Linked DNA regions of Mus musculus: all the other regions are linked to region 1. A link is a loop called in an ENCODE intact Hi-C map of the cell type or tissue named here. Cell type or tissue: left cerebral cortex. All regions are shown on one strand.

Region 1 (8,000 bases):
ATAAAAATTATTTAACCAGTTTTCTCATCTGCAGGAGGGGAACTTTAAGATCTCCTAATTAGGAAAACAACAACAACAGCATTCAGTGATAGCGTGATGTATATCATATAGTTAATAACTTAGCAATGTTAGCTAACAGCAATGACAATAACGGCAAGGAGAGGAAGTCAGCAAATAACTGTAGAGAGAGGGCTGCACAGAGCAAGGGCCACGCTGTAGTGCAGGTAAATGTGCCCCAGTTGTAAACAGTAAACGGTTGGGTGTGGCCAGCCCAGGGTCTTCTTCAGTTGTATATAGGCTTACAATGGCAGCCCTAGAAAATACATGAACCCAGACATGGCACGCAAGCCTGACGCTCACGAGCTCACGAAGAGCAACCCATTCCAGCCACAACGAAAAGGCATTATCTTTCATTCCTAGTCTCTGGCACTTGCTCCAGGGTCTCTCTGCAGGAGGCAAGGGACAAAGACAGAAGGATCCAGTTTAGCCACTAGCTGGGCAGGAGGAGGGGGAATCAGGTCAGCAATGGGTCCTCCTGGCTCTCTGAAGACCACACAGAGAGAAGTGTGGGTGCTGTCCTAGACAATCAAGGCTCATCTTAGCTCCTTACAGGACATTTAGGATCCACAGGGTAGGAGAATGAGACCTCTACACAGGCCCCCTTTACATGTAATCAAGTCCCTGTATTGCATTGAAGAGGACAGCCTTTCTGTGAGTTCTGGCCTGGGCAAGGAACCTCAAAACTCAAGTCCAGAAGACACAGTAGCAAGCCAAGAGAGCTAGCTACAGAGCAATAAGCTAGCAGGACAGCCAGCCAGTCCCAGATGTAATCCGAACAAGTATCACTTAATCTGACTCATACCTAACCTTTAGCCCTCCCAACTCAGGGCCATGACCCCTCCCCAACTCAGCCACCAGGAGGGTGGGAAAGCCCTCCCCATAGAATCCAGGCTCTTACAGCAGATTCTTGCCTGAGGCAGGAAATCCTGTATTTACCAGGCGGAAAGTGTGGGGAGGAGTGGATAGGTGGGTGGCCTTCAGCAGTAACATGAACTATTAACTTCCCCTTCCAACCCCTACCCTCCAAAGTCCTTTTAGCACCATCCAAGAGTAGGATTATATCTAAGTCAGGGCAAGGGTGTGACCACAGCTGGATTCAGAAAGAACGACTTTAAGGAGGAGCTGTTTTGATGTTCAACAAATGCAGCAAACCCAGCAGGTTAGCAAAGGCTCAGACTGCTCTGGGGCAGCATCTCATGAAGGTGCTGGATTTGAAAAGAAACTCCTAAACACTTGATATAAAGAGGCCTCAATCGGGATCTCTCAGAAAGCTGGTCTTCTGTAAGTCTCATGTGGCCAAGGTTATGGCTGTGATTAATGATAAACGAGAAACAGACCGGCAAAGCTGGGCCAACCTGCTCAAGGTGCCACACCTCCCTACCCTAGTCCAAATGGGCTCCGCCTGGATTTCGGGGGCTGGGGTCCTCTGAAAGGGAGGAGGAGCAGCGGTTTGGGCCGGAAGTTCCCAAGGGTAACCCTGGGTCGTGGCCTGCTAGCTGAGTCACTGAAGAAGGGATGGAGTTGCAGTCACGAGAAAGCAAGCCCAAGACAAAGATGGGAGACTGATTCCCGCCTCCCCCACGTCAAATACCCGAGTAGTAGCGTAAGGCCCGTGGCGGTGGGGGAAGCCAGCCTCTCTGGGCTCCATGATGGGTGTGTCCCCTTTGGCCCAGCTCGGGGAGGGGCCGTCATACACCCCCATACACCACGGGGCTGCATGTGACTAGCGCTCTGGCACGGCCTCTGAGCCTCCGCCTAACCCCATCTACATAGCTTCTCAAAGCTCCCTCGGGAGGGAAGGGGGAGTTAGCCACCACTCAGAGTCACAAACCACAACTGCCCCGGGAGTGTTTAGTGGGCAGGGGTACAGGTGTGGTTTTACTTGGGGAAGGGGGTGGGAGGGGGGCGAGCAGGTCATCCTGCGCATGCGCCTGGGCGCCTTATTGTTTTCCCCCCAACTCCGCTTGGGGCGGCGGCCACTACTAAAAAATGCTTTGGGAAGGGGCAATAACACTGTTGCCAGTTCCCAGTAAATCCTTTTCCCAGACGCCTGGAGACATAAATTGCTTTCCATGTGTTCCATGTTTAGTCCACCCGCGTCCTTGCTGGCTTCCCGGCCCGGCCACACCCCCGGCACGCGCCCACTCCTGCCCTGCTACCGCTCACCTTACGGTCGCCGACGCCTTCGCCCACTGCCACTACCACGCCCGCGCCCTCCATGCCGGGGGTGACCGGCAGAGGCGGTAGTCGGTCGTACAGCCCTTGGCGGCCCATGAGGTCGGCGAAGTTGAGCCCACAGGCTCGCACGCGCAGCGTCAATTGACCCGGACCCGGGGCCGGGGGCACCGCCGGCCGGCTCTGCAGCTTCACCTTATCGTAGCCACCGAAGCCGGTGAGTACCAGGCAGCGCAGTGGCGGTGCCGAAGCGGATGCTGACGCTTCGGGGGCCGGGGGTGGCTGCGGGTCGCTTGCCACCTCGACTGTCGGGGGCTGCGAAGGCGCACCCTCCCCGGCTCCGGTCCCGGTCTCCGCCCCGGCCTCGGTCGCCGCTGCCACAGTGGCCGCCTCAGCTGCTTCCCTCTCCGCGGACATGGCTAGACTCGCGACGTGCGTTCCCAGCTGTACAGAACCGGTGCACAGCTGGGAAGGGCGGGACACGCGTCAGGAAGAGCGCAGGCTGCGGACACCAGTGGGTGGGGCGGGGCCTTGCTCGGGGGGTGGGGCTTCGCGGGCGGACTTAAAGGGCTAGTCCCTCTGCTGACCGAGCTGCGAGGGCGCGAAAAGACTAGCGGTGCAGGTGGAGGGTGGTGGTGTACGTGCGTGTGACTGATAAGCATGAGGAGATTCTGGGGCATGCCGAGTCTAAGACTTGATTTATTCGTAGAAAGCCTTATACGAATTAAAAGTTGTCGTGACACAGTCTGAAGGATAATTTAAAATCTGAATTTATAATCTAGCCACCTGTGGATCAGACTCCGGTGAAATTGTGCCTCAGGTTGAACTCTACCGTTTACTAATAAGCAGACTTTATTCACTATGTTCTTTTGTTTGCTTGTTTTTTGAGACAGGGTTTCTCTGTGTAGCCCTGGCTGTCCTGGAACTCACTTTGTAGACCAGGCTGGCCTCGAACTCAGAAATCCGCCTGCCTCTGCCTCCCAAGTGCTGGGATAAAAGGTGTGCTCCACCACGCCCGGCTTACTCACTATGTTCTTGCAGTGGCAAACTACAAGCATGAGAACCTCTAAGACAGGGTCTCACCATGTAGCCAGGTCTGGCCTGGAGCCTAGAAGGTGCCATGAATACAAGGCTGGCTCTGCCTCCGGAGTTCTGTGGTTAAAATGACATGTGCCACCACCTCCCTTTTCTTTCACACTCTCTTTTCCTTTTGTTGGAATTGAGGATAGAACCCAGAGCCTCATGAATGTAGCTCTACTCCCGAGTTACATCTCTAACTTAAACTTAACAGTTTTGGGTGTTAATGCTGTGTGTCTGTTTACTTTTTGTAAAACAGCGATGAGATTGTGTGCTTTAGTTACCTTTACACGGTTATTCAAAACGAGATAACATTAAAATGAACATCTTCGACTTAAAGAAGAGTTTTGTTTGTTTTGAGACAGGATTTCTCTATTTAGACCTGGTTGACCTGGAACTCATTATATAGACTAGAGTGGCCTCAAACTCAGGGAGATCTGCCTGCTTCTGCCTCATGAGTGCTAAGACTGAAGGCGTGCAGCACCATGCCCGGCTAAAGAAGGATTTTTTTCACTTATGTATGCATGTATGTATGTATGTGTATTTATTTGTTCATTCATTCATTCATTCATTCACTTTACATCCCGATCACAGCCCTCCAAGCCCCTTTCTCCATCCTCTTCTAGGCAAAAGATGTCATGCAAATGGCGGTTTGCTTATTGCTAGTCTGAGATGAGGCTGAAATTGGCTTTGGGGCTTAGCTCTGGCCCAGCTTAGCTGTCAAAGGATTCTAGCTTCCTTAGCCTTCCCTTTGCTCTTTCTACCAAAACATCCACCAGAGGACGCAAAAGCTCCCCTAAAACTTTCCACTCAGTACTTGGCTAGAGGAACTTAGTCCATGCTTCTAGGTTGGTCACAGGCCTAGATCCCGCCACCCGTCGTTATGGAGATAGAAAGCTATGATGTCACTAATGTAGGGTGGGAGTGCTAAGGTCCGTACTTCCATTTCCCTAAGCTCTGTCTGGACCCGAGAGTGGAGGAGGGAGACAAAAATCAAAAATCCTCCCTTTCCTAACATCTCACGCCCCCCTGTGTTCGGGAAATAGATTGCTGCCGCCGCGCGTGTCCGCCGCACTAGCACACCTGCGTGCACGCGTGGGCACACAGAAGGCTCAGGCCTTGCGCCCGTGTATGGAGCTTCGCAGCTGACCCTTCAGAACTTCGCCCTCGGTCAGCCCAGCCTCCATGCCCGAGGAACTCAAATAAACGGGGCTCGCTGGCCACAAACCCTCAGGCGCTCCTGGGGTCACAGCTGCGCGCTAGAGTCTAACTCGGGTCCCCCTCCCCTCCTCCCAGGCCCCGCCCCGTCCCGAACCCCGCCCCTCGGCTGTGCGGGTGGGAGGCGGGGCCAGAGGTGCGGCCCGCGGGCTAGGGGCGGGGCGGAGGGGGCCCGCAGCCCCGGGCGGGGGCTCGGCGCGGGCCCGCGAGATGCCGGTGTCGGCGGCCCGAGAGGCTGCAGCTGCAGCGGCGGGGGAGGAGGCGGCAGAAGCGGCGGCTGTGCCCGGGAGGGGGGCGGCGTGGGGGGCCGGCGCGTAGCCGGGACCATGGAGGGGCAGAGTGGCCGCTGCAAGATCGTAGTGGTGGGGGACGCGGAGTGCGGCAAGACAGCGTTGCTGCAGGTGTTCGCCAAGGACGCCTACCCCGGGGTGAGGAATTGGCGTCTGGAGAGAGGGGCACCGAGGCTGCGGGGAGTGGGTTATAGGGGCCCCGGGGGCCGCTGGAAACCGGTACCAGGGTAACCAGGGAGGAGAGAAAGAGGCTCAGAGGAAGGGAAGGAGGCGTTGGGGGGTCTGAAAGGACTGCAGAGGATTGGAGTGGAAGGAATCAAGGAACGCGGTGAAATGGATGGGGCTTAGGAGCATCAGAGGATCCGGAAGGGCGCTCCGGGAGAATGACTGAGGTCCCGGGCATCCGAGAGAGAAAAAACTAGGGGCTAAAGGGACCCGGGAAGGGGGGTTATCTGAGAGTCTAGCTAGGAGGTGGAGGCAGTAGCTCCCCGGATCTTCCCTTAGCCCAGCCTCAGACCAACTTCTGTCTAGGGACTGAGCTGGACCGGGTGTCGAGGGAGGAGGGCAGTTGTCAGGGTGAGTGAGTACTGGAGAGCAGCTCTCTCTCATTTTGACCCATCCGTGTCTGCAGAGTTATGTCCCCACGGTGTTTGAGAACTACACTGCCAGCTTCGAGATCGACAAGCGCCGCATTGAGCTCAACATGTGGGATACTTCAGGTAGCCAAGTCCCTCGGGGTCACCCTGACGGCGGCCAAGGTCCCTTCCTCTAGCCCCTCCCTTGGCCAGAACCTGAGATTCCAGGTCAGCTCAGACATCCATCCAGTTTTAGAGCAGAACATCAGTTTCTCTTTTGAGCCAGGGAAACTGAGGCAGAGTTTCTTAGGCCTGACAGAAACCACGTAGGAAGTCTAATATCGGCCCTGCAGCTGGGTTCTGCTTACCCAAGGAACTTGGAAAGAAATGATTTATTTTGGAACATGTTTCTTAGGAAATAGGACTGGGTTTAGGAAAGCTATTTAGAATTACTGGGGTGGGGGAAGGTGGTGGAAAGTAGTTTTTTTTTTTTTTTTTTTTCTTCCTCTAGACTGAACTAGAGTCCCAGGAGAACAGGAGCACTGGCTCCCTGTCCTTGCTCCAACCTCATGGGAAGGGTTTTTATTTTTACTCCGTTCCCTGGAGGACTTTAGAAGATGTGTCATCAAAGCCCAGAAAGCACGCACAAAATTTGTCAGAATGGTGGTAGATTTTCTGAGATTCTTAAAGGGCTTCCAAACTCCAGAAGATTACAGATTATCAGTGTGAGATCAGAGGAACCCATAAGCCATTTCCCACTGCTTCTGCTCCTCTCTGCCTACTCTTTTTTTTTTTTTTTTTTAAGTTTTATTTATTCATTTATTTATTTATTACATGTAAGTACACTGTAGCTGTCCTCAGACCCTCCAGAAGAGGGAGTCAGATTTCATTACAGATGGCTGTGAGCCACCATGTGGTTGCTGGGATTTGAACTTCAGACCTTCGGAAGGAAGAGCAGTCGGGTGCTCTTACCCACTGAGCCATCTCACCAGCCCCTCTGCCTACTCTTGAGACACACTTTGTGACGGGTATTTGCTTTTTATCCCTTGACCAGGGTCACTTGAGTCCCTTACCCGCTTCCAGGCCAGCTGCCCCCTCAGATTGCCTTATCTGTTTGCCTTCTTTCTTTCTTCCAGGTTCCTCTTACTATGACAATGTCCGGCCTCTGGCCTACCCGGATTCTGATGCTGTGCTTATCTGCTTTGACATTAGCCGGCCAGAAACACTGGACAGTGTCCTCAAGAAGGTGGGAGTCTGGGGAAACTACAAAGGAGAGTAGGCGTGAAGGGCATGAACCCAGAGGAGGGAGTAACAGTAGTGGCTGAAGTTGTCATCCCTCTGCTCCAGCCTCCTTGCCTTTCACCTGCAAGTCTGTCTCTGAGCTGGAAGTGGTCCTGGGGCCTTGGGGTCTGTTTAGCTGCCTTCCCTATCTCCTTGGCGGTGGCAGGGCTGCAGATTCCGAGGGCTTTAGAAAGCCCTGAGGCTGGCTGTCAGGCTATTGTTTCCATAAGAAAAGTCCCGGGTTAAAGCACTAGAGTCGGTCAGGGAGTCCTCGATTCCCAGGGAGGAGAGGGTGTGGTTGGTCTGTTCTCTGGACAAAGTAAGGGAAAGGGGAGTGCGAGTGTGCAGACTGCAGGCTGATAGAAAACCCCGGAGTCCTCACTGAAATCCTCTTCTCCCCAGCTTCCACACTCCACAGCTTCCCTACCCAAGACCAGCTTTCCACATCATTTCTTACCGAGGAGGTTTAGAAGGATATGTGACATCTGTATGCATGGAGCAAAGCTTTTCCCTCTATCCCTCTCCACCCCTCTATAACTCTATCTTCCACCTCCAACCAGTGGCAAGGAGAGACTCAGGAGTTTTGCCCCAATGCCAAGGTGGTGCTGGTTGGCTGTAAGCTGGACATGCGGACTGACCTGGCCACACTGAGGGAGCTATCCAAGCAGAGACTCATCCCTGTCACACATGAGCAGGTGAGACCCCTTTACCTCCAACTGAATTCGAACCTAGACCTCACACCCATCTCTGGGTTTTTTGGTTCCTGATTTTTGCTCTAACCTCTGACCCTAACCTTTAATTCTTTCCCCATCTCCGTTTGACCTTCCACCTTAGCCCACAGCCCTCACGCTCCTTCCCAAACGAAGGCCTATAATTTCCACCCATCTGCTGCTTTTCCAGGGTACTGTGCTGGCCAAGCAAGTGGGAGCTGTGTCCTACGTTGAATGTTCCTCCCGATCTTCTGAGCGCAGTGTCCGGGATGTCTTCCATGTGGCCACAGTGGCTTCTCTCGGCCGTGGCCATAGGCAGCTACGTCGTACTGACTCTCGCCGGGGACTGCAGCGATCCACTCAACTGTCGGGACGGCCAGACCGGGGAAATGAGGGCGAGATGCATAAGGATCGAGCCAAGAGCTGTAACCTCATGTGAGGGGTTGCAGTGGGGCAGAGAGGGGAGAGGGCTGGGTGAGAGACACGGTTGTTCCCGTGGGTGCTCCTGGACTTTTTGACCTCCTGGCCCTGGCTGGAAGGTCAGGGCAGGCAGAGGAGCAATTCTGGTTGGAGGAGCTAGAGGGTAGAAGGCTGTCACTCCTCACCCCATTCTC
Region 2 (8,000 bases), 74 kb after region 1:
GAGGGGAGGGGAAGAAAACAGCAGAGGGGGTAAAGAACCACGAACAAGACAGAACCCAGTAGACTATTACCTCAAATTAGCCCTATCTTAGAATGTTCCCATCATGTCCCAAAATGCCATTAAGAGGACTAGAAATATGGCTCAGCAGTTAAGGGCTTGGATTGCTGTTATTGAGGACCCGAGTTCAGTTCTCAGCACCCACAGATAGCTCAAAAATGCTTGGAACTCCTACTCCAGGGAATCCAACACCTTCCTCTGGCCTCCATGGGCATCTACACTCATCTACACATGCTCTGACACGACCCACATGAGTGCACATGATGAAAACTAAAATAGAAAAAAGAAACTGTTCCTACACAATATATAGTTTAACATGTAGAAGCCAGACGGCCAGAAAGTTGTTAAATAACAATAACAAAAATTACTATTTCCATTATTCTTGCTTCCTGGGTCAGGATGTGAGCTCTAACGTTCTAGCACCATGCCAGTCACACCCCCTGCCAGGCCCCTGCTGTGATCCCGGCCTGACTGAGGGATGAGGTGATGGACTCATCTGGAACTCTAAGCCCCAGTTAACTGTTTCCTTCTGTAATCTCTCTTGGTTACAGTGCTTTATCACAGCAACAGTAACTAAGACAAGGTGTATGCTATCACGACTGATTTAGATACCTTCATTCAAAGGCTAGATGCTGTGGCTCACACCTGTACCATCAGTATTTGGGAAGCAGAAGCAGGACCACAGGAAGTTCAGAGCCCATCTGGTCTACATACCGAGCTCAAATCTACTCAGGGACACACAGTTGAGATGCCTCAAAAAACCAAAAGAAAAAAAAAAAAAGGAAAGCATAACAAAGCACCCCTGTGAAGCATCTCTGTCAACAGTTGCAGGCTAGCCCTAAGATGTCAACAGTTGCAGGCTAGCCCTAAGATGTCAACAGTTGCAGGCTAGCCCTAAGAGTCATTTAGAACTTCATAGACTGCTAGAACTATAACATCGGAAACTGTTTGAACAACAAAAAAAAGAGCAAGATTCTTAACAGTCTTCCCTCAGAATGGGCGAGATAGGTCTCATGGATACCAAAATCTTTGGATACTCAAGTTCCTTACATAAAAAGATACAGTTTGGGCTGGTGAGATGGCTCAGTGGGTAAGAGCACCCGACTGCTCTTCCGAAGGTCCAGAGTTCAAATCCCAGCAACCACATGGTGGCTCACAACCATCCGTAACAAGATCTGACTCCCTCTTCTGGTGTGTCTGAAGACAGCTACAGTGTACTTACATAAAATAATAAATAAATCTTAAAAAAAAAAAAAGATACAGTTTACTTAGAATAGGTAATGTAATAAAATATAAATGATCCAGGGCTGGAAAGATGGCTCAGTGGTTACAAGGACTTGCTGCTCTGGCAGAGGACCTGAGCTTGCTTCCCAGCATCCACACTGGACAGCTTACAACTACCTGTAACGCCAGCTCCTGGAGATCCAACACATACATGCATACATTCACATAAGCAAAGATACACACGTAAATAGAAATTTATTTGTAAATTAAATGATACGTGGCTATGACTTTATATACTTTAGGGAACAATGAAAAGGAGAAAAGGTTTGTGGATGTTCCATGTAGATGCAATTTGTTTCCTGATTTCCAGGACATTTTCAGCCCATGGGTGATTCATTCAGCCAACACATAATCTCTAGATACGGAGGGCTACGTGTGACTGGAGTCATTGATATGAATGAATAAATATATATTGTTCAGATATAGAAATAAAATAAATATATATCGTTCAGATCCCTATTTTCATCAGCACCACAAAACTCACAAACACTGCACCTCCTGCTCAGGAAGAGCGGAAGGTCACTTAGGAGTGAACGGAGACAAGAAGGGGTGATGGCTGAAACAGAGCTGCTCATTTCACAACTGCTTTCAGCCTACATTCACCCTTGGACACCAAAACCCAACAGAACCTCTGTACAACATGGCTATGTGATTTTTTTTTTTTTGGTTTTTCGAGACAGGGTTTCTCTGTGTAGCTCTGGCTGTCCTGGAACTCACTTTGTAGACCAGGCTGGCCTTGAACTCAGAAATCCGCCTGCCTCTGCCTCCCGAGTGCTGGGATTAAAGGCGTGCACTACCACGCCTGGCGGCTATGTGACTTCTTATACACAGATAAGCTATGTTACAACTTTACCAAGAACGATGGCTACAGCCAATATACATGAGGAATTCCTAGGTGCTCCCTGAGGAAACAAGGCTAGTTTTCTTGTCATCTAACTGAAGAAACAAATGCTGTGCAGTGAAGAACACGTACAAAAGCTACTAATGGATCTACAAAACCATTCACTTACTTGCAAAATATGTGGTCACACTTTGTGGAAACAGGTTCTTTGATCAGTTCCAAACTAGAAAGAAAGAATAAGTGTGGCTTAGTAGTTGTTTATACACAAACAAACACTTGGTTTTGGCTAAAGAGGTTCAGCTTTAAGTTGCTATACCTGAGCCTGGATATAGGCTTAAGACAGTGGTTCACAACCTGTGGGTCGTGACCCCTTAGGGGTTTAATAAACCTTAGACCGTTGGAAAACACAGATAACGCAGATATTTACAACTCACAACAGTAGAAAAATTGTAATCACAAGGTAGCAACAAAAATAATTTTATGGTTGAGGGTCATCCCCAACATTAGGAATTGTATTAAAGGCCAAAGCATTAGGAAGGTTGATAACTGTAATATTCAAAATGAATTCAAGACCACCCAGTACCTTCCCTCTTCGAAAAGGACTTTCCAAACTGTACCAGCAGACCAAGTGCAGAGCCAGATAAGGAAGCTGCCTGACTAAACAAATGTAAAAACATAGTTTTAGCAGTCAAAATGAATTAGCCTACAAGCTGCCAAAACAATATTAGCTGTCCTCAGAGAAATAACCATAATAAGATTAGCAATTCTCCTGCCCCCCTCCCGCCCCATATTGCATTCTGAAAAAGACCACAAACCACCCTGACCTTGTTGCGAGAACATTAACAGCTGTGGCGTTAATAGCTGATCCATAAGTTCAGAATGTATTACTGCTTTGCTGACCAAATCATAATAACCCACCATGGGGCAAGCAAAGTGAGTCACTAGGCCAAAGGGTTACTTAGTCACTATACAAACCAACCAATGCCTGAAAGGGTTACTTGCTACACCAATGAGAATCCTGTTGCTCAAATCTGCTCCTTACAAAGGTATAAAAAGTGTGTTCTTTCTTTGTTCTGGGTCTCTCCTCTGGCCTGCGTGCTGGGAGGGAAGTCCCCAACATGTAGGATCAATAAAAATCCTTATGTGGGTTGCAGCGATGGTGGCGGTCTTTGTGGTCTTTGTGAGTAAGGGTCTTTTGGCGAACCCCAACAGAACCACTATTTTAGAATAATTCATGCCGGGCAGTGGTGGCGCACGCCTTTAATCCTAGTACTTGGGAGGCAGAGACAGGTGGATTTCTGAGTTCGAGGCCAGCCTGGTCTACAAAGTGAGTTCCAGGACAGCCAAGACTACAGAGAAACCCTGTCTTGAAAAACCAAAAAAAAAAAAAAAAAAAAAAAAAGAAAGTTAGAATAATTCAGTATCAAAGGTCTGCCTTGCTAGGAACAAAGATCAGAGGAGAAAATTTGATCCTGTGGGTGTGCTGGTGCCTCCACCCCTGGAGAGGCAGAAAGGAAGCAGATAGATTCTGAGAGTTCAAGACCTGTCAGGGTTCCACAATGAGACCCCGTCTCAAAGGAAACAAAACAAAAGATCCTTTCATCAAGCATTCAGAAAGCAGACAGAAATACCGGTCTCCTCACTGCTCTGGATTACTGCCAGCATCTATAAGATTAGCTCTAGGTTGGGAATGAGGCTCAACAGCAGAGCACCTCCCAACCAAGTTCAAGGCCCTGGCTTGACAACTGATATTTCTCTCACATTGGTTATTTTCACTGTCAGGCATCATTTCCAACGCATATCCTGAATCTTAACTAAACTCCACAAACACACACACACACACACACACACACACACACACACACACAAATTGTCCTTAGTGTGGTAGTGTAGTCCCACAATTCCAGAACTTGAGAAATAGAAGAAGGAGAATGAATTTGGGTCATCCTGGACATACTGAAAGTTCAAGGCCACCCTCCAGAACCCTCCATCCCCAGTCAAACCAGTGGCTGAAAAGATGGGAGATGGCTCAGCAGTCAAGAGCACTTGCTAGTCCTGCAGAGGACCTGACCAGTCCCCAGCACTCACATCATGTAGCTCACAACTGTCAGGAGCTATATTCTAGAGGACCTGATACATTTTCCTGGGCTATCTAGGAACCTAAACACATGTGACATACCTTGATATGGACAGACACACACACACAAAACCCATAAAAAAAAAAAGACAGAAAGGTTTGCTTTTTTAAAGATGTATTTATTTTATCGTATGTAAGTACATTGTAGCTGTCTTCAGACACACCAGAAGAGGGCATCAGATCTTGTTACGGATGCTTGTGAGCTACCATGTAGTTGCTGGGATTTGAACTCAGGACCTTTTGGAAGAGCATTCAGTGCTCTTAACTGTTGAGTCATCACTCCAGTCCCCCGAAAGGTTTGCTTTATAGCAAGCTTTCCCTCAGTTATAATTTAAAAAAGAAAAGAAAAGAAAAAGACTGACTTTTGTGAGGACTTGTGCCTGTGGGTATAGTGGGCACCACATTTATGCAATGTCCTTGGGAGCCAGAAGAGGGTGTCAGATTCCCTGAAACTACAGGCTGTTGTGAGCAACCTGATGAAGGTGCTAGAAACTGAACCTGCGTCCTCTGAAAGAGCAGCAAGTGCTTTTAACCACTAAGTTACCTCTCCAGCCCATTGTAAGTTTTTACTTGCTTGCCTTTTAATTGGCTATGAGTGTTACCAACTAAGGTCACCAGGCTTGTGCCTTAGGTGCATTGGCCAGTGAGCCATCCCACTGGCACATCCATGAGTTTTTAAATGTAGAAGATTTTTAGTCAGTATTACTCCATCCCCCCAGAATCTGAATCATCATCCCTTTGTGCAGTGTTAAACACCTTTATGTGTTACTGGGTACTAAACCCAGCCTAGCTCTGCTTTAGTCCAGTGTATCCAGGCTGTACTCATAACTGCTAACAGATCAGTAGAAGTTTGCCACGAAATCGGGTGCTAGGCTATAAAAGTGTCTGTGTTCGAGTAACATTAAATTCGACTTACTATGGCCCCAGAGCTAACAAGCAATGATGCCAGTCACCCCACTCCACCCCACCCCACAGATTCTGTGTCACTATGTAACTCAGGCTGGCTTTGAACTCACAGACCCTCATGACTCAGTTCTGAAATCCTGGTATTCTAGGTATATGCCACCATATCAAGCTGGCAATTTAGACATACCACAGCAAGGGCATAAAATGCTCCTTTAAATGAAAAGGTAAAAGTTCATCAAAGGTATGTATGCATTGAGAGAGGGGGAGGGGAAAACACCATAGTGTATGCAGGGTTCAGTATTATCTGAGGTTACAAGACACCCTTTAGAGATCTTGGAGTGTATGTACCCTAGCCATGGTTATGTGAAGCCTAGTGTATATATTTTTGATTGCCTCACAGTACTTAAAAGAATGTACTTTTGTACTGTGTATGTACTGGGCGATGTGTGAGTGTGTGCACTTGCCACGGTGCACATGTGGAAGCCAGAGAACAATCTGTGCGTCCTAAGGATCAAACGCAGGCTGTCAGGTGGTAAGTGCCTTTACCTGCTGAGCCATCTTGACAGCCCACCTCACAGCGCTGTGTTGGCATGGATTGGGATTGACTTGACTTTTTAAAACTGAGTAGGACAAGTTCAAGCATTTGCACAAATAAAATAGGAAAATGAGCTGCACAAACTTATCATCTAGAAGGAAGAAATGTGCTAGAAGGAAAAACTAAATAGGACAAAAGGACACAGCGCAGTGCACATGAGCAGGTCTATATAGAACGGCACAAAAAATACACAAACAAGGAAGTGACGGCAGAGGACAGCTGAGTCATAAGGGACAAACTGCAATCACTGGAGACGAGCAGAGACAGCACAGCGGAGAAGTGAAGCTGAGCAGGACTGTGCCTGGTGGTAGCGCATGCCAGCCACTCTGAGAGGGCATCATGGAGGCCTGCAGTAGAGGACAGAGGTAGCTGGGAGCCCAGGCAGGCAGGAAACTCATCTATTGTCTTTACTTTATTCTGTGTGCGATACAGACACTGAGTTCTAGCGGTAACGGCCATGTAAGACACTAAAGAGATGACTTGCTAGTGTGAGAGAAACACAGTCCTTTTGTTACATGTAGAACAGGATCACGGGAAAGGCTGGGAGGGAAAAGCCCGCCCAAAGGGGCTTAGTAATGTAGGACTTGTGGTCAGAGGGGTCCTGACGGTGCAGAGGGCAACGACCACACCTGACTAAGCCTGAAGGCTGGCTCCTACTACCAGCTCTGTCTACAGGAGCAGAACAACCTCGAGCCAAGCTGTCTACCTGAACTTAGTCCCCCTTGGCAGTCTTCTGGGGTCACTGTGAGAATCCAATGTCCACAGAGGAGACTGCTCTGTTACTGCTTCTGAGACAGGCTAGACACCAAAGGAAGTTCTTAGTAAAAGAGAAATTGGATTGAGTCATGATACCAGATGGCTTTCATTCTCACCACTGACTCAATTCTGAAATAATTATATTTCAGTATGGTAATTATGATCCAAGCTATATAAACACACTGTAAACACCAACTCTGAACAGATGAAAACTCCCATATGTAAAAAGGTAGTGACTGTTGTAGGAAGAGCTTGGAGATGAATAGGAATGAAAATGGAAAAAAAAATTAAAATGTTTCTCTTCTAGCTTCTGATAAGAGTAAATGTTTACTACAAAATTCAAATGTTTTAAACACTTTTCGTGCCACACAGTATTTTCAGCCTACTGCGTATCTGTACTTTTGAGTTTTAACAGGATGAGTCACTGGGAACAGCATTTAGATTTGGATTTGGGGGGAAAAAAAAAACCAGAACTACTAGGTACCCATTTCAGCACTTAAAAAATATTACAGTCACATTTAATTTTTGTAAAAAGAGCCGGCCAGCCAGTCCTGACCTAGGCTTTTAACACCAACAAACAAAACAGGCAGAAGCAGGTAGATCTGTGAGTTCAAGGTCAATCATGTCTACAGGGCCAGTTCCAAGACAGCTAGGGCTACACAGAGAGAAAGCCTGTGTATGTGTGGGGAGGGGGTGGGGGGGACAAACAAACAAGCAAAAAGCAAGACAAAACAAAACAACTTCCCCCACATGGATACACACACATCAAGGACTAGCAAACACCACAAGGGCCTGCCACAGAGTCAGGTATAGTAGTGCATATTGGCAGTTCCAGATACTTGGGAGGCCGAGATAGGAAGACGACATGAACATGGGACTTGGAGACCACTCTGAACATCACAAGACCCCACCTTGAGAATAAAAACAAAGCTGCCACTCATAATTGAGGGACAGAAGGAATCTCAGTGCAGGAGATCTGAGGACTGAGCGCCTTATCCTGCACCCACCCCAAGGAATAACTTTTGTTTTATTTTTTTCTAGGTAGGTAGGTAGATATGTATTTATTTTTATTTTGGTTTTAGACAGGATCTTTATGTAGCCCTGGCTGTCCAGAAATTTGCTACATAAACCAGGCTGACCTCCAATTCAGAAATCTCCTTGGATCTGTCTCCCAATAGCAGCGATAAAAGCTCCAAGTAACAGTTTTTAGTTCTAATCAGTTATCATTAAGAACTAACTGCATGGGCTGCACGTGTAACTCAGCAGTAGAGTGTGCCTATAGGATTCGTTTCCTATTAACATACAGAGGAAGAAGCTTCACATAACTAAAATTCACCCAGGTAGGTTGGGACTGTACGTGTAACGCAGCCGACCATGAAGAGGCCCTCAGTTCAATCCCAGGAACTGGAAAACAAAACAAATCA
Region 3 (8,000 bases), 86 kb after region 1:
TACTTACATATAGTACATTAAAAAAAACAAAAACAAAAACAAAAAACAAACCCAACCCGGGGGCTGGAGAGATGACTCAGCGGTTAAGAGCACTGACTGTTCTTCCTGAGGTCCTGAGTTCAAATCTCAGCAACCAAGATGGTTTACAGCCATCTGTAATGAGCTTAGATGCCCTCTTCTGGTGTATCTGAAGGCAGCAACAATGTACTCACATAAAATAAATAAATAAATCTTAAGAAACAAAAAACTCAGGGTCTGGAGAGATGGTTCAGTGGTTAAAAATATGTGCCTCTTCCCAGCACCCATGTCAGATGTCTGGAACGCTACATCCAGGTCAGAACCTCTGCACACACATACACATAATTAAAGATAATGAAAAATGAATCTTTAAAAAATAAAAATTTCTCCAGGCAGTGGTGGCACATATTCTTGATCACAGCACTGAGAGTCAAAGGCAGGCAGATCTCTGAGTTCCAGGACAGCCTGGACTACAGAGTGAGTTCCAGAACAGCCAGGGCTATATAGAAAAACCCTGTCTCAAAACAAAACAAACAAACACCAATAAATCAACAGATAAATAAAATTCTTAGCAGTTGCTCTTTGTAGCTAGCAATCTAAATTCTCTACTCTTTGATATGAAAGCCTTCCTTGGGTCACTTCCTTTCTTCAAGGAAAAAAAAAAAAGCTAAAATGGAGTGACTGGACAGAAGTGATATATATATGAACTTTCCCCAGAGTCTGGTGTTCTTTTTCTTGCTTAGAATCAAAACCAGTGGTGTCATACCTATAGTTTCAGGGACTGGAGAAGTTGAAGGAGGAGGATGGCTTGGACTCAGAAGTTCAGCAGTCTTTTTGGGCTAGTTTGGGGAGGCCAAAAGATCAGATATGGTTGTTTCAACCTGTACTTTCAGCATTCAGGAAGTACAGGCAGGAGGATAGAGTTCAAGGTCACCTAGAGCTACACAACCCAATTACAGAAGGCCCTGTCTCACAAACTCTAAAACTAGCTGAGAATGGTAGTGGATATCTTTGACCCCCTCCTCCCCAGAGACAGGGGCAGGTGGAGGAGTGTTTAAGACCAGCCTGTTCTATTATACACAGCTCCAAGCCAGCCAGAGCTAATATAAATGAGACTAGACTCTGTCTCAAAACTAATCAACTACCCAGCATTCAGGAGGCAGAGGCAGGTGGATCTCTGTGAATTCGAGGCCAGCCTGGTCTATAGAGCTAGTTCCAGGACAGCCAAGGCTACACAAAAGCCAAAACCAAACCAAACCAAACCACCAACATAAACGCTAACCAACCAAACAAAAAAGAAGCACACATATTATTTTAAAAGTCGCCAAAAGGAACACTTAAAAACTGCTAAAGCGTCTCCACCCTACCTCTTCTGGATGTTTCCCTGTTAAGGCTCTCTTTAAACACGTCTTCTCTGCCAACAGCATTCATTACTATTGCCATTCCCTTATGTACTTCCCTTCTAGAACCTTCTGTGAAATGTACTCGGGTCTAGTTCTTCAGGAGTTTCCCTCCACAAACTCCGTTTTTCCCCCCTCTTCCCTGCCACACTTCTGCCCGCCTTTCCTCTCATCCTTTAGCCCGCATCCGTATACAACCTTCAAGATACGATTACAGCCAGAACTCCCCCTCGTAGATCCTTTGCCCTCTTCCTCACAGCTGCCCCCGGGAATGCACAAACTGCACCCTTCCCAAGAGTCCTGTTTGAAAACGTCTGGGACCCTTTGGTTCCGCCCCAGGTACTTTCCTAATCAGTAAACACCCGTCTCCACCAGCAGCTTCCTGCCTTTCATATGAGTATTCCGGGGTACCCTTTCTGTTCCTCAGGGCTGTCTCACCTTTTCTCCGAGAAAAAAGATCCGTACTTCCAAGCGCCGAGGACGGAGAAGCCCCAAGAGAGGTGCTGGATCCTCTGGCTGCACGGGCAGCGGCCGCGCAGCCGCAATTACAATCTATCTAAAATTCCCGCGCTCTCCGTCGCCAAGGAAACCGGCCGCTTGGCGCCTAGCGCTAGCCTTTCGGAACACAAGATCCAGACACGTCAGCGGAAGGGAAGGGAGGAGCGAGTTGGGGGGGGGGGGTGCTGAAACTGTTTCTGGGTTTGCGATTGGCTACCTAGTCTTTTTTTTTCCTGTATGTCGTCACTAGAAAGAGACGGAAGAGAAAGAATTTCGAGGTTTCTCTTAGGCAGCCCCTTCGCATCTACGCCTGCTTATTACGTCACAGTAGTTCTGTACAAAGGGTGGGAATCGCTCCCTGAGGCCGGAATATGAGCGCAAGGTAGTGCCCAAAGCAGTTGCAAAACGAGGTCTCATCCCTCCCTCAGCCTTCCTGCCATGGAAGTCTCCAGTTTCGGTAAATAAGAGACTTGTGTAAGAAGAACTACCAATTCCAGCATGCATTGCGGAACGAAAGGCCTTCTCCACAGCATCTCTTGGAAAGTGTAGTCTTACGGGAAAAGAGCTTCTCACACCGGAAGCAGGCACGAGTACCACAGGAACCCAGTCGGTACAGCGGAGACCTCCTCGCAGTTATGCGTCTTAGCTGCTATGAATCGCAGCGTTCTGTGTTCGTGTTTTGTGCACAGAAAATAGACTAAAAGGAGCTGTGGGTTCCAGGAAGACTACAATTCCCGTCCAGCCCCGCGATTCTCGGGTAACTAGTCCGCCAATGTCAGTGACCTGGGAAAAGCAGAGGGTGGCCAATCGGCTTGGGAAAGGGAAATCCAACCAGCTGACTTCTGCGCGCTAGTTCCGCCCCTCGGCCTGGGTGTTTGTTATTGTTATGCGGTTCAGAGAGCTTCTGTCCCTCCCTTGCCAACGCAGCACTGACCAATCGGTAGAGAGGTTATTTTGAGGGGCAGATAGAAAGAGCCAATCATCTTGTGGAAAACTCCGGGAAACATGGGACTAGGCCCGGTCTCTGTCCGCCATGTTAGATTCACCCCGCAGGGATAGCAGGCGAGCTGGCCGCGAACGGTCCTTGCACTGGCCACTGGCAAGCGCCCCCCGTGGGCGGAAAGCTGGTAAGGAAGCTACCACTGTTACCTAGAAGTAGGGGCACGCCGTTCTTAGAGTGCTCGGGGAAGTTCAAGGGGAAAATCTTGCAAAGAGGAGTGACTTTCCGTGTTCAGGGGCAGCCAGTCTTTTCAGTGACCAGATGAGGGAGTCGCTTGGGTTGTCATCGATAGTGGGGGGTGGATACTGCCTGAGGGAGACAGTTCATGGCTTAGAAGGGCCAGTTTCTGCTAAGAAAAGGTCTCGATCCCCCCCAGAACATAAAGAGGGCTTCGATGGTGGTGACACTCACTGTCCTGGGGACATGGAGTTCCGGGAAACCATTACTGGAAGACTGGGATTAAGTCTGCGACAAGAAAGGACATACATCTTCCTCATTCTGTCCCTTTCCTATTTTTAAGGCTCTATTGAAGGAAGATATCTTGAGCTAGGACCTTCCAAATTAGAAAGGCATCGTTTTTCCCGTTATGTCAAACACCCACCTTTCAGATGACACATTTTAAAACTCAGGTTGCTTGTGCCAGCTTCTGGTATAGAAAATGAAGTTCAGATTCCCAAATTGGCTTTATTAAAATTATTTGTCGGGGTTGAAAAATAATCACGTGAGGAAAAGCTGACTTAGCCACATGAACGTGAGTCAATAGGTATGAGTTTACAGTGCCATTTAGGAAAGTGCAGGCTTAGGCCCAGCTACCTGACTGCTGGAGGTAAACCTTCAGGTATAGATGTGGTTAACTGTACTTTTGATATTTTCACAAGTTCAAGATGATTGCTCTGGCTGAAAGAATTTTCACACGTAAGCCCTTTATGAAGACCTGTATATTGGCCAGCTAAACTAGAACCGCCTACTTCCTGTTTTCTCCCATGGGCAGAACAGCTGGTTGCTCCAAAGTATGGAAACTAATTCCCACTTGTGTAATTTCAGAACGGGGAAGAATAGTTTCCTTCCAGACAGAAAAGAGTGGAAGAGTATTTCTTGAAGTTGGAAAGTGTGTTTCACAATTTTTACATTTTGGTCACTTTGTTTTTCTGGTTTAAAGAAAAAACAAACAAACCAACCAACTTGAACGTGCTGGGGAGTTGCTGGGGAGTTGATGAGCCAGCGTCTGCCTAAATTTTACAGCTCCTAAGAAGGAAGAATTGCATTTCAGGTAAATGCATGCTGGTTGTCAGCAGGGTGGGTGCTAGAGATTAGCATTAGCTTGGCATCGAAGTCAATTCTAGATAAAGACAAGTGATGGGAAAAAATGAATAATTGAGTATATAAAATAGTCAGAATTAAGAATACAAGGTTCTTTTGTTTCAATTATTTATTTTGAAACCGTTGGTGTTTTTGTATGTCTGTAGGAGGGTGTTAGATTCCCCTGGAATTGGAATTACAGACAGTTGGAAGCTGCTGCACGGGTGCTGGGAATTGAACTGGGTTCTTTGGGGGGGTCGGGGGGGGGGGGAGGCTGAGCCATCTCTCCAGCCCTACAGGCTCTTAAAATGACAGTTGTATCCATAGTACAACACTCTGAAGGCAGAAGCAGGCAAATCTATAGCAATTGCCAGGCCAGCATGGGCTGCGGAGTGAGAGTATGTCTCCTTCAAAAATTAGTAAATAATAAACTAGAAGCTATCTTAGTGAAATAAAGAATTGTTTCTGTTGATAAGAATTTATACACTTTGTGGTGCTAGAAATGAACCCCACAGCTATGCACATAATTGACTGGTTCGGCCTTATTCCCAATCTCCTAGGCCATAATTTTATTAAATTCCTTTGGTAACACTGTTAAGGTCATCAAAATAGTATTGTTTTTATAGATTAAACAGTTGAAGCTCAGAGATAGTGTTTCTCACAGCTCTATGACTAGTCTGTGGTGGAACTGTGTCTGGAACCCTGAGTCTTCCCGCCCCATGGCCTCCCTTCCTGTGACATTGGAAAAGTCTAGGACTTAATCTTGTTTGCCTCTTGTGTGTGGAGCAGAATCTGGCCCTTTCTAGATGCAGATTTAAAAATGTGCTGAATATTTTAAGAGGTGACCTTTTTTTTTTTAATGCCAGTGAGTTTACTTGTAGCGTTAAACAACTTAAACTACCTTTTCCCCTAAAGTCACAGATCATCAGTAAGCAAAGTCCTTCATTAAAGTCAAACCGACTTTAATAATAGATAAGTGATTAAAGAATTACCAGCTTCTTAGGTGTGATAATGGTGGGTTTTACATTTTTTTTCTCATAAATATTTACGAATGAAAGGATGAATATTTTGTCAAGAGAGACATTGTCATGAGACAAGGGTGTAGCTCAGTGGTAGAGTGATTCCCTATCGTCTAGACATCTGTATTCCATTTGCAGCCCCCCACACACAACTGAAAGGAAGGAATACTGGATAACTAAATTAGCTCCCAGTTGGATATTGTGGAAGCTAGCTGATAGGTCCAAAAGGACTCAGCAAGTTCCTTTCTTTACTTTTATATACCTTTAAAATTCCCCATAAGTGATTGTAAGAGGTTCTGGTAGATTGTTGTTGTTGTTGCTGCTTTGTTTTGGTGTTGGTTTGTTTGCTTGCTTATTTTCTGGAGACTTAGTGTTCATTCTGTAACCCAGGCTATTCTTGACCTCCTTACCTAAAATTGGAAATTCCGTCTATTTGTACTCCCCAAGGCAGAGCCCTTGTCTGTGTTAATCCACCTTGCTGGATTACGCTACAGATGCTCAACTATCCAAGCACTGAAATAGGCAGTGAAAAATCTTAGAGACCTAAAACATGTGAAGGGGGTTTTTGTTGATGTGGATAAAATTTAAACTCGTTCAACAGCCGTTTACCCTCCCCACAGCCCACCTCTTTAATCCTAAAGATAGGATCTCATTGTTTCCTAGGCTGACCTAGAACTCTTGGACTTCCATTACCATCCTGCATCAACTTCTGAGTAACTGGGACTACAGGTGTGTGCCCAACTTGGCTTTTCTCTCTAACATAGAAGTTCTATATAAGTGGTAGCTATAACATAAGTGCAGATCTTTATAGCAGTATCTTGAGCATTAGTGTCTTTATTTTTGAGAAGGAAAAATCCTGTGTAACAGTGAGATTTGTAGAAAACACATTACTAGATAGTAATGTCATCATGGGGACATTGTCTGTCTTATTCACTATGATCTTCCAAGTCTAACTTATATATCAGAGCTGAAGCCTCCGGGTGGGTTTTTAATCCCTTCCTCTTCCTTTCATCTACCTGTCCTCTCAGCTCCAGCCAGACAGCATGGAACCACAGGTTACTCTAAATGTGACTTTTAAAAATGAAACTCAAAGCTTTCTGGTTTCGGATCCAGAAAATACAACCTGGGCTGATGTTGAAGCTATGGTAAGTACCGCTTTGTTCTGTTTCTCAGTGGGTTATACACAGATATTTTTCAAAATGTAGCTATTTTGAGCAGTTTATTTTATCCATTTCTGGACCTTTTGGAAAATCATTTTTTACAGGGATTTGGTATTAGTAGAGAATATGTACAAGGAAAAAGGAAGAAACAATTATGTTCCTTTAAACATCTTTAAAATTACATATATTAATTTTTTTGAGAGAGAGCAAAAATCTGGGACAATTTTGGGAGTTGGTTCTCTCTTGTATGAGGTAAAATGATATTTTCAGTGAATTAGGGTTTAGAGACATTCTGGGGATAAGTTAGGCTGTCCTTCCCTGCAGCCAGGCCGTAGTGGGTGTTGTCTGACTGGAGAGCAGGCGCACTGCTGTGTTTGTTACCTGACGAGGATGGGATTTGTGTTTTGCAAGACCGGTCAGTTGCTTTATCGCTGGGTCAAAGGTTGGATGTCTCAGAGCTGGCAGAAAGCAGCGCAGCTCCCATGGGTGCCCATGCAGCAGCTCCTCTGCTCCGTGCTTTGGTTTAGTGTCTTTCATCTTGCTTTGCCCTTTGTACTCTTCTGGTTTGTGGGTTGCCATGGTCAATGTTTTCCTACTTGGGCATCTGTGTTTAATGTAACCATTTTTGGTTACAAATATTTCTTTACCTGGTTTATCTATGTGGGTAACTTCAGCAGGAAGGACATTTTAGAAAGGGGCCTTCCAGTGTGTTACAGTCGTTCCCTGTCTTCCAGCAGTTTCTCTCCATCCTGCCCTAGGCAGGTGGCTATTGAGGAAGCAGTGGGGTCCTGTTAAATGATCTGAGCACCAGATTTCTTTCTTTCTCTAGCAGCTGTTGGGTGAGTTGGCAGCTTGCCCTTTTTTTTTTTTTTTTATTGGAACTTGTTTTGTTTTGTTTTGTTTTGTTTCGCTTGAGTAGCCCTGGCTGTCCTGGAACTCACTCTGTAGACCAGGCTGGCCTAGAACTCAGAAATCCACCTGCCTCTGCCTCCCAAGTGCTGAGATTAAAGGTGTGCATCACCTTGCCTGGCTGGAATTTTTTTTTTTTCTTTTTTTAAGATTTATTTTATGTATGTGAGTACACTGTCGCTGTCTTCAGACACACCAGAAGAGGGCATCAGATTTCATTGAAAATGATTGTTAGCCACCATGTGGTTGCTGGGAATTGAACTCAGGACCTCTGGAAGAGCAGTCAGTGCTCTTAACCACTGAGCCATCTCTCCAGCCCGGAAATTTTTAAATTATATCCTACATGTGCAGTTCACGTCTTCTTTAAATAGCCAGAGAAAACAGCCCGAGGAACTTCCCACATTTCCATGTTCATGCGGTTATCTGGTAGGGTCATACAGTCTTCTACATCTTGCTTTTCTTGCCCAACAGTATATTGTAGCTGTGGTTCCTCGTCAGTAGACACAGCAATCTTAGTCTTTTACAGCTGAGTCCACGGTGTTCTTAGTATTGCTGGACGATGTGGATAGGACCATTACTTACTGATTTCCCCACCAAGGTTTTCTTTCTTTTCCCATTATAAAATAGACAGGACCTACATCTCAGTATGAGTAACTTATGTGTGGTTCTATAGAGTAGAGTCTATCCAAAGGTTGTG

The links. A loop is a pair of places that touch in the nucleus more often than their neighbours do. Peaks named below come from ENCODE experiments on the same cell type or tissue, not always from the same donor. Only the 100,000 strongest peaks of a DNase experiment are listed, where the experiment ranks them.
Region 2: a loop joins it to region 1, with 4 times the contacts of the local background. A loop is called at or near these places in 15 of 42 quality-filtered maps.
Region 3: a loop joins it to region 1, with 4 times the contacts of the local background. A loop is called at or near these places in 17 of 42 quality-filtered maps.

What each region holds. Positions count from the first base shown.
Region 1 is chr11:101,463,482-101,471,481 of GRCm38, forward strand. Vat1 (vesicle amine transport 1) reads right to left here and starts at 2,718. Exons shown (of 6, transcript NM_012037.2): 1 at 2,227-2,718. The coding sequence starts at 2,652. Rnd2 (Rho family GTPase 2) reads left to right here and starts at 4,694. Exons shown (of 5, transcript NM_009708.2): 1 at 4,694-4,958; 2 at 5,452-5,539; 3 at 6,532-6,641; 4 at 7,237-7,371; 5 at 7,577-8,000. The coding sequence starts at 4,857. The coding sequence ends at 7,825. In left cerebral cortex, CTCF peaks have their summits at 2,269, 2,824, 4,112 (motif pointing right) and 4,326; DNase peaks (open chromatin) are centred at 1,697, 2,262, 2,702, 4,170 and 1 more place; H3K4me3 peaks cover 3,968 bases; H3K27ac peaks cover 3,398 bases.
Region 2 is chr11:101,537,630-101,545,629 of GRCm38, forward strand. It overlaps Brca1 (breast cancer 1, early onset), which reads right to left. Exons shown (of 23, transcript NM_009764.3): 3 at 2,352-2,405. Among named protein-coding and RNA genes, the nearest start is that of Brca1, 10 kb to the right of the region's middle. In left cerebral cortex, a CTCF peak has its summit at 4,746 (motif pointing right); DNase peaks (open chromatin) are centred at 6,066 and 6,784.
Region 3 is chr11:101,549,913-101,557,912 of GRCm38, forward strand. Brca1 (breast cancer 1, early onset) reads right to left here and starts at 2,043. Exons shown (of 23, transcript NM_009764.3): 1 at 1,857-2,043. Nbr1 (NBR1, autophagy cargo receptor) reads left to right here and starts at 2,742. Exons shown (of 24, transcript NM_008676.3): 1 at 2,742-3,043; 2 at 4,076-4,186; 3 at 5,898-5,963; 4 at 6,263-6,379. The coding sequence starts at 6,278. In left cerebral cortex, CTCF peaks have their summits at 182 (motif pointing left), 1,989 and 3,031; DNase peaks (open chromatin) are centred at 2,152, 2,387 and 2,785; H3K4me3 peaks cover 2,632 bases; H3K27ac peaks cover 1,620 bases.